Linked DNA regions of Homo sapiens: region 2 is linked to region 1. The links are chromatin contacts, found by Hi-C or POLR2A ChIA-PET in ENCODE. All regions are on one chromosome and are shown on one strand. The core of a region is the stretch at or near the end of the contact, and the rest is flanking DNA. Distances in the headings are between cores, read along the strand shown.

What was found. Hi-C counts contacts between places; a loop is a spot of excess contacts on that map. ChIA-PET counts read pairs that join two places held with the same protein, here RNA polymerase II (POLR2A). Pooled maps may share reads with other maps.
Region 2: a loop to region 1 is called in a pooled map, with 4 times the contacts of the local background. The contact joins the enhancer-like site here to the promoter of PRDX6 in region 1. A Hi-C loop is called at or near these places in 7 of 50 pooled maps. POLR2A ChIA-PET finds 5 or more read pairs at or near these places in 2 of 52 experiments (BJ and activated T-cell).

Annotation. Positions count from the first base shown.
Region 1 is chr1:173,474,643-173,479,932 of GRCh38, reverse strand. It overlaps PRDX6 (peroxiredoxin 6), which reads right to left and starts at 2,598. Exons shown (of 5, transcript NM_004905.3): 1 at 2,441-2,598. The coding sequence starts at 2,535. It overlaps LOC100506023 (a long non-coding RNA gene), which reads left to right and starts at 2,778. Exons shown (of 3, transcript NR_037845.1): 1 at 2,778-3,301. RefSeq lists enhancers at 2,400-2,559, 3,057-3,593 and a silencer at 2,630-2,799.
Region 2 is chr1:172,891,684-172,896,688 of GRCh38, reverse strand. No RefSeq gene overlaps it. Among named protein-coding and RNA genes, the nearest start is that of TNFSF18, 160 kb to the left of the region's middle. Within about 2 kb of position 1,333, at least 7 of the 41 ENCODE cell types and tissues checked have a DNase peak (open chromatin) inside an H3K27ac peak, as active enhancers do.

The DNA of each region.
Region 1 (5,290 bases), core at 1,349-3,848:
AGGATAAATTAGAAAAGTTAGGAGTTCTTTTTCCACTGTGAGTCCATAAAGACTGTTTTGCTGAATCATGCAAAAGGAACTGGTTTTAAGCCAGTTCACGTCCTTCCCTCCCTCAGAAGTGAAACTCCAGTTTACCTCATGGCTACAAATAGGATAAACTCCAAGAATGTCTTACCTTGGCCTTCCTTCCCCTCCAAGTCTTCCTACTGCTGCACTTAAGAGTAATTCAGTGACATGCTCCCATTTTCTTACCCATTTTCAAAAGACAAAAGGTTTCCTCCTTCAAGAGAATGGTTCCCACTTACTAAGCCCCAGAAGACCCCTGGAAAACACATATTTTGCTTAGTGAAGATGTACTATGAAGAAGCTGCTTCTACCACTTAAAGAAACAGCGATAAGGTAAACTCACCCAATGTAGCACCCAACCTCTTTAGTTGTTTACAATGATCAGGGGTAAGGTAGAGAAATACATTTTAATTTTTTCTTCTCAAAAATACCTGGATCAAAAATTGACAGTCTGATTTGGGATCATATACAGAATAGAAAATTGGAAAAATCAGGCAAAAATCCATGTGTTATAAACATATAAAAGGCTCAAACTTCTCTTCCCGGTAAGGTAGGGAATACTATACCTGATCCTAGGCAGACTTGTATATTAGTTAATAAATGCAGATATTTCTACCGTGTTCCTAACTATGGCTCCCTGATAAAGTACCACTTTTGATCAAATCTAGATGGATCTAGAGGCCAATAAACATTAACAAAACCCCAAAAAAGTATGGTTAGCTTAAAAAGTGACAGCATTTATAACTGTTGGCACAGTAAATACGTTTTATGCTAATATTTAATCTATACAAGCTAAGAGTTCTGGAAATAGTTTATGTTTCATGGGGATGGGGGATGAGGGCTGCAGGTAGAAATGGGAAGGAACACAACTCTAAAAATCCCAAGGATTGCTGGAGAAATATTACTACCTAGATCCTAAGTATAAGAATGGCCATAAGCTGTATTTCTAAAGTATTTTTCTGCATTCAAGGTTTGAATATTCCATTTCTCAACCTTTTTCTGGCCTAGTCCTATCTTTCACAAAGCTTAACTTTTCCCTATTCAGTGGCTGGAAAAGGGACTTAAGAGGTTATAAAGGGTTGGATAGGCATATGATGTGTAAGAATCTGTCCCTGGTTCTCTGCACAGCCCTGTCCAATCACTGATTAATTTCATAAGCCTGTCTCCCTGGATACTGTATATAAAAAGGATATAATCTGGGGAAGAACTGTTGTCAAGCCTTGGAGCCCCACAGTGTAGTGGGACCACTAGTACTCCAGAACCATAATATAACTAGACATGCCTGGAATGCTTCTGATGAAAACTAAGCAACTTCCAGTTTGCTGATTCAGGAGCTGTTAAAAAAAAAAAAGGGCAACACCGATTTACTACTCCTATCCATAATGGTAAAACTGCCAAGTCAGATCACAGGTCATCAATTTGGCTATCATCAGCAAGCTCATGTGCTAGAAGCAAGGTAGAAAGCGGAGGGGACAGTGAGGGGCAAGCCACTGGAAAACAAGAGAGTCTCAAAGTTGGGGAGTACACGTGTCCTGGAGCCTGGAACGGCCATCACTAGCAAGAATAGGCCACTCCAGCGGAACAGCGTCAGAAAGTCCTTCCCTCCAAGTGTTGCAAGTTCTGGAATCTCTGAAGGCACACCTACGCAGAGTGTTCTTGGCTCTTCCTAAAGCTGTTATCAAATCATATCTTGGCCATTGGAGGCGGCTCTGGACAAAAAGTCTTTCGGCCACCTACTTGGCAGCTAGTGGTTTTAAATTTCACATTTTGTGCCCAGAAGCCTGCAAATACCACTGCACCCTCAGATGATACGTTGGCCTTCCTGTAACCTATAGCCAGCAGCTGTGTCCTCCGACTTTGGCTTTAGACACCCATCCTCCCCAGGGAGCAAATTCCAGAACGGAGGGTGGGAGGGCGGTGCGACCCTGGGCACTAGTCCGGGGAAGTGATCGTCAATGCCGCCCCGCCCCTGCGCCCTCGGCCTGACCACGCTACCTGCACAGTTTACTAAGACGAGTTAAATGGACAACAAACCCTCCCGCGGGCGGTGAGTTTCCAGAACCCGCAGAACACAATTTTATCCTCCCCACCCCCCACCTTGGCGTGGCCTTGCCCAGCCACGCCGGAGGCGGGGAGGCCAGGAGGGATCGAGTGGCCCGCGCAGGGCAGGCCGAACGGGTGCCAGCTCCCAGCAGCGCAGCCGACGCTGAGCAGAGGCCACACGGCCTGGCGCGCGCCGGAACCAGTGCGGGGGAAGGCGAGGGCGGCGCAGGGGGCTGAGCGGCCGGGAGGACGGCAGGGAGAAGAAACAGGGAAGGCACCTCCGAGTCCGGCGCAACCGAGGCCAGGACAGGGCTACGCGGTGGCCACTTACGAGTCTCCCAGAAAGTCGTGGAAACGGATGCGGCCGACGGTGGTATTGGCCTCAAAGTTGGGAGCCACGTCCCCGAGAAGCAGACCTCCGGGCATGGCGACGGTGATGAGGGGGCGCCGCTGGGACAGCAAGCAACCGGTTGGTTCTGGCGAAGAAGCAGCCTGTCCCAGCGCGCGGAGGAATAAACGAAGGCGCGAGGGGCGGGGACTGGGGCGGCGGGGGCGGGGCCGCGGGAGGCCGGCCGCTGGGGGCCGGGCCGCGGGGGCTGGGCTGGGCGCGGGGCGGGGCGGGGCTGGGCGCGGGGCGGGGCTGGGCCGGGCCGGGCTGGGGCCGGGACGCGGCGCGAGCTGGACTACCGCGGTCGCTGTTGGTGGCGCCGCCGGGCCTGCGACTAGGTGGCATCCTTCAGACACTATAGGCCGTCTCTGCACACGTGATGCGGGGCTCGGTCACGTTGCCCCCTGGAAGCTTGAGGATGCGCCAGGTTTGACTCTGCAGGGCGTACGCGCTTTAGGGATGGAAGGAAGAGGAACGCGGCAGGAAGGCGAGCCCCAAGGTGGAGAATCGCCTGGGCGCGCAGGCTGCGGCGGCTTCGCACAGCCGCCCTGGGCGCTGCACGGGTCCGCGCGCACCCTGCTGCGCACCCACTCGCGGCCAGCTCCCTACAGAGGAGTGGAGTGACTGCTCGACTACCACCCCTCTTTTAGTGTGAGCGTCTGGAGTCCTGACCGCCCCAGCCAGCCCAGCTACGATGAACTGTCTAAGAGGATGTGGCAAGACCCAGAAGTATGGGTGACCTTATGTCAGAGGAAGTGGCTTTCTTATTGCAGCAAAAATTCCCGTACCAATGTCAGTGCTAGGGTAATGTAACTAAACTTTTATTTATTTTTATTCTGCCCTCCCCTTTCTGTTTGTTATGAACCATAAAATATTCAACACAATTATCTTGAAATCTAAATATAAAATTTAAAACATACTCTTTGAGACCTACTGTGTGCAGGTCAACTCTGTCACCCAGGGAGGTGGGCGGCTTAGATTCATTTATTTGCTATGAGCCAAGTACAAGGTAGATAAGATGCCTGTCCTCTTGGAGCTTTCCTTCTTGTGAAGGGAAACCGGTGACAGACAATAAGCACACAAACCAAAATATGTTAGACAGCAATCAGTCGTATTCAGAGAACTAAAATAGGGTTATGTGCCTAGAGGGTGACTGGGGGGCTGCTTTGGTTTGGGTGGTCTGGTCTGGGAAAGCCACCAGGATAATGTAGGTAAACTAGTCAGCTCACGGTAGGTGCTCTGGAAATGGTAGCTATCGTTTGGATGATGACACTGGCTCATGCAGTAACTCTTGCTTTGCCTGCTGTGTGCTGGACACTGTGCCAGGCCATACAGTGGAGAAACACAGTCCCTGCTGTTACAGGGAAGGCATATTTATATGCAATTATAATAAAATGTAGGGTAAATTCTGATGGGGGAAGGTGTAAATGATTGGAGTTCAGAGATGAGAAAAATCCTCTGGATGGGGCTGGCAGGTTTAAGGCAGGGGCATGGCAATGTTGAGAGTAGTGACTCACATACTGTGATTTGCGTTTTCATCACAGTGATGTGTTGGTGCGTGCATGCTAATCATATTTACCGAGTTCTTCAGTGACCCAGGACTTGCAGTAAGATTACTGGTAAAAATTTCTAGCCACTTCACAAAACCGTTTAAAGCTAATGTAATTTAATCTCTAATTTGGCTCCAAGTTTTAACAGCTCCTTGTTTTAACTCCCTTTGTAGGGAAGAAAGAGAATAGTTGGGAAAGAAGAGTAGTTTGGCCTAAGGCACTGTTAACAATATGTTGTGGAAATCAGCTAGAAAACACAATACTCTATAAATATGGAGAATGAATACAGAAACAGATTATTGATGTCTGTCAAAGGCATAATTATATTATTGTCTGTTGTAAATTAAGCAAATATAATAAAATACTCATTAGAATTTACAGTGCCAGAAGCTGTACACTGGCAATGCTTCTGCACTCTGTGAACTTGTTTGCTTTAGACTTTGGAGCATTTTAAATTGTCTTGAATTAGCTGTCCACTGAAGGGGGCCAGCCCCTCCACGCCTGTGGGTGTTTCTCGTCAGGTGGGATGAGAGACTGAGGAAAGAAATAAGACACAGAGATGAAGTATAGAGAAAGAACAGTGGGCCCGGGGGACGGCGCTTAGCATACGGAGGACCCGGCACTGGTCTCTGAGTTCCCTCAGTATTTACTGATCACTATCTCTACTATCTCGGTGAGGGGGATGTGGCAGGACTATAGGATAATGGTGGGGAGAGGGTCAGCAGGAAAACATGTGAGCAAAGGTCTCTGTGTCGTAAATAAGTTTAAGGAAAGGTTCTATGCCTCGATGTGCACATAGGCCAGATTTATGTTTGACTTTACACAAACATCTCAGTGCAGTAAAGAGCAGTATTGCCTCCAGCATGTCTCACCTCCAGCCATAAGGCGGTTTTTTCCATCTTAGTAAATAGAATGTACGTCGGGTTTTACACCGAGACATTCCATTCCCAGGGATGAGCAGGAGACAGATGCCGTCCTCTTATCTCAACTGCAAAGAGGCCTTCCTCTTTCACTAATCCTCCTCAGCACAGACCCTTTACTGGTGTCAGGCTGGGAGACGGTCAGGTCTTTACCTTCCCACGAGGCCATATCTCAGGCTGTCTCAGTGGGGAGAAACCTTGGACAATACCCAGGCTTTCTTGGGCAGAGGTCCCTGCGGCCTTCCGCAGTGCATTGTGTCCCTGGGTACTTGAGACTGGAAAATGGCGGTGACTTTTACCAAGCATACTGCCTGCAAACACAT
Region 2 (5,005 bases), core at 84-2,583, 580 kb after region 1:
GAATAATACTGTTTTATCTAAGAAGGTATTAAGGGCAGGCTGACAGGTGGAAGAAATTGGGTGTAAACTTTCAACATTCAGATATTTATGGCCTAAAATTCCATCATTATCACTTCATGCCTTTCAATTAAGCTCTAGTTAGTCTCTCTCCAGGTTTCTTTTAAAAGGCAATTATACACATCAAAAGAATAACCAATAAAATCCTGTCATGTTAGTGTAAATTAATTTATCACATCACTCTCCTATATGGTCCCTACAAGATGAGAAGACGAAGCAAGCATGGGAAACTTGGAAATTTGTGGGAATGGAGCACTGGCTGAAATGGAGAATAGAGTATAAAAACATGAAAAGCGAGTGTTGTAATACCTTCATCTTTTCAGCTATATTCAAAAGCCTTTAAAGGAAAGGGATCATATATTCTTACATGACTCATATAACAATTCTTGTCCTCTTAAAAATAAAGCATATATTTACAGGTGAATAGCTAAAGATTTCAGAGATTTTATTGCATATATATCCCAAGATCCCACAACACTTGTTACAAGATCTATTCCTTCAAACCAATGACTTCAGAAATCTTTTTAAACACATTACTGTGTTTCATGATTTAGAGGGCTGTATGCATAACTATGGATACAATAGAATTCCCATGGTGATTATGACAAGCCCCAAGGCAAGTGGTTTTCATCATATTTGTTGTCCCAATGTCACATTTGTCATCATTTTTGTTTGTCATGTCCCAGTGATATAAAGGAATTCATCCCTGCCAAGCCCAAGTTCAAAAGGTGAAGAAATAGACTCCACTCCTTGGTGGGAGGAGCAGTAAAGCTGCACTACAAAAAGGAGATGCTACAGGGATGAGAAGAATGCTTCGCCATTTTTGCAAATTAATCCACATACATTTTATAGACATAAATATAAGTGTGGAAGGATACATAGCAAACTGATAATATTGTCCACTTCAGGGAAAGGATCAGCAAGGGAGACAATATTTTATTCACTTGTATTTGTTTGACTTACACCAAACATACATTACCTTCATAAATTTTATTAAGCAGAGAGTTTTAGTAAATATAAAAGTTATAATAATTATATTTCTATCACCAAAAGTTTAATTTCATGGACACCTTAATTCATTAACACTCAAAAGAATAGAAAATAGAAAGAAAACACCCAAATAGAGCAAGTTTGTCAATATCATAGTACTATTGTTAAAGGAAACCAAAGGAAGAAATGACTTTACTGAATGATCCACAGAATTGTTTTGCAGTTTCACAGCTCACAGATTGTTTTTCACCGGACGCATCTAAGCTTCTAGTGTCGAGTTTCACTTTCAAATGTCAAAGCAACACCTCAGGAAATACACATGGCTCAGCCTGTTGCCTTTGCTTATAAAAAATCGACTCCCTTTTCAGTTAGTACTGATGGATGAAAGGACATTCTCTGATCTTTTCACCAGTAACCAGTCATATAAATCCTCCGATGAGCTCTAATTTAGTAATCTGAAATGTACAGTACTATTCACAAGTTTTTCATGACTCAGAATTTGCAAAGAATTTGATCAGGTTTCCTTTTCTAGTTTTGGTGGTATTGAGTCTGGGGAATTAATATCATAATGATCTATAAAAATGTTTCAGCTGGCTTTCGCGCTCTCTCGCGCTCTCTCTCTTTTTCTCTCTCTTTCGGTTAATATCTTTGCATCTGTGTTTCCACCAAAGAAATTTGGAACACATATCATATGACAGTGTTGTTGACACACCCCATATCTGCTCTTCAGCTTGTGTGGACACTTCTTTTTTCACTAGAGTGCTTTATTATGACTTACCTTGCTACTGTCCTGCAGGTGAACAACCCACAGACTGTGGTACCAAAATGTTTTGCGCTGAAGCTTGTAAGACAGTCACCCCTTGCATTGTTCATTCAGGCTTGATAGGATTCTCTGCAGGAAATCATCTTGAAGAGCTTGTCTTTGAAGAATACCTCTCACCACACAATTGCCCATATCTCAGGCCCTTTTTGTTCAACAGCCAAGTCATCATGTATTAATACTGTTTATACTGCCCTAAAACACAGGGACATCCAAAGGCATGCTACACCAGATAAGAGAATGAAAACCCCCTTCTACCAGTCAATCATCAGCTCTAAGGTCTTATTTCTATATTTCACTGAGTCATTTTGGAAATCATGCATGTGAAAGTCTTTTGATCTTGTATCAGCATTGGGGAAAATGAACAACTTTCTCGTATTGATTTTACAGCTAAAATTTCTCCATCCAACTGAATTGCTCAAATTGGTTAAAATCATAAATTGGCTGAAAACCAATACAAGCGAATAAAACATTGTGTCCCTTGCTGATCCTTTCCCTGAAGTGGACAGTATTATCCGTTTGCTATGTATTCTTCCACCCCTTTCTTTACAAACCAAAACAAATTGGTTAAAATCACAAATTGGCAGAAAATAACAACTTTCCAGTTACTGATTTTTTAAACATAAAGGTAATTTATGTATATCATAAGATCATAAGACTGTTTTATAATTTTTATGTTTTGATTCATTTTACATCTTTTCTTCAGAAAGTATTTGTTTAATGGTCATTTGGTTGCAGTTCTTTGTAAATGTTAATTTATATTTTAGTATTTTTATTTATTTTTGGAAACTATTTCTCACATTATTTGTGTAGCCTAGGTAGTTAGTTTACTGCAGGAAAAGAGTTTTATTGTTATCTGGCCACAAAGGTGATCTCGACGTATCAAATCTTATCAGAAAGTCTCGTCTTAATCTTTACTGAAATCTGGATGTTTCTGTTTACTTGGAATGCTAGGAGGTCCTTTTGAATGTTAGTCAGCTTTACTCTCCTTGTTCTCTAGACTTTTAAAGATATTTTCACAGGAGTCTACTAAAGACACCTTCCCCCCACTCAGCCCCAACCCCACCTCATGCACAGCCTCCTCTCTGGGATTCTGCCTTGTAGCATAAAGAAGGTCTAATTAGGATAAGGATACATCAACAGGCAAGGAGCCAAACACCAGCAGGCAAAGAGCCAAAGACCAGCCTTACTCTCCTTGGTGCAAGAATAAGGCTAAGCTACCAGAGTTCTGTGTTTTTGTTGGCAAAGCTCATGTCGTTTCAGGAAAAAGACTATTCCTGCCCAGGCCCATCTCCATGGTTCCAGAAACCTCATTGTCCTTTAAATATGCAGGCAACTATTCTGGGTTACCTTCACCACCAGCACCATCACAGTAATTCTGAAAATGACAGTTATTGGTGTCTCTGTGCTTTGGGAATACCCTTCTTCCCAGAATCACAGTGCATGTTAGCACTGGTGGCTTCCTCCTCCTCAGTCAGCTATCAAGAAAGCCAGAGATATCATCAGCCTTGGAAAGGAAAGGACAGCCCAACAGCCTTGCCATACAGGATTTTCCAGTAGACCTGATAATGAGAATTCTGAGATTATGTTGGTTAGGCCTGGAATGAAAAAAGAAAAACTCAGAGAGGGCAGGATGACATAGGCAAGGCAGCTAGCTTGGCCATCAATAGACTGCTCTTTCCAACTCTGTGAAACATCCTTCCTCTTCCCCTGGAGTAGTCCCTCAATATATGCTTCTATTTTCATTCCTCCCTGATTTTCTAGAGCCTGGTTCCATCATTTATGAACCCATTCCTTCTTAGCATGGGATCCCCTAAAAGAAGACACTGAGACAAAGATTCACATACTGATAGTTTATTTGGAAAGTCATCAGGGGAGTGGAGAAGTGAGACAGGAAAGGGGAGCAACCAAGGGTTACTACAATGGAGCAGACCAAAGAGTAATCCTGTGGAAAGCCCCAGGAACCAGCCTGGGAGCTGCCACAGAGGAATCTTACTGTGTGTCCAGGGAGGAATGTATACACCAAATTTCTTCCGTCATTGTTTGAGGGCTCTTCTAGGGGGTGAATAGACATTCTGGGACTTCTGTCCTGACACAAACCTAGGTAAAGCATCCTCCCAAAGGCTTAGAAACCTTCAGGCCAAGAAATGCAGATCCTGGACAGGAGGAGCACACTGCAGGTGGGGGTGGAATGGGCCAATGTCTGCCTTTCCTCACCTTTCCATTTGATAGAGGAAGAAAAAGAGAAAGAGGAGGAATGGAAAGAATGGAAAGCTTACCCCGCCCCCCAAAAAAAATAAAGACAGGAAAAGAGAAGGAGAAGAAAAAAAATTGATTTTACTATTTATTTAGCATCTACTATGTGCAAAGCATCTTACTGACTTGTCGTGGCAATCTTACAAGTTAGGCATTTTATCATACCTATTTTACAGATGAAGATACTGAGTTTAAAGAAGTTAGGTAAAATCCCCATCCCCCCCGCCACCCCAAATTAAACAACTAGCAGGTTAAGAAGTTAGAATTCAAATCCAGTTTCTCCTTCCTATCTCAAAATCCTTTAGTACTTTATCATTGTTTAGATATATATGGCTCTCCATGATCTGATCCAGTGTAATATGAAAACCCTTAGCCTGGGAGTTGGAAGAGCAGAGTTTCAGTCCTGAAGATGCCACCCAAAGCCCCACTGGAATCATGCCCAGTCATTCCATCTCTGGGCCTCATTTTCTTTGTCAGTAAAACAAGGAGCAACACTACATGATGTTTAGGGCATCTGCCAGTTCTAACAGTTTAGGATTCTACTTTCCAGCCTTATCTTGAGTTAATCTCCTACACACAACTATATTCCAACTAAACTGGAAAAAATCTTCATTTCCTTAATATACTCAATGCTTTTCCAACTCTCCTACTCTCTCCCAAAGGCTGTCCCTGCCTGATTACTTCATGCCTAAATCCTCCATAATTTCCAAATACTATCTTGTCCAGAAAGGCATTATTTTACCACTCAAGCAAGAAATAATATCTCATTTATCTGAAGTCTCATAATATTTTTTATTTTTTTATAATGCCAAATTCTATGTTTTATTCTCTCCTATATAAAACCTGTGAAGTTACCTTACACATAACCATGCATCACCATGT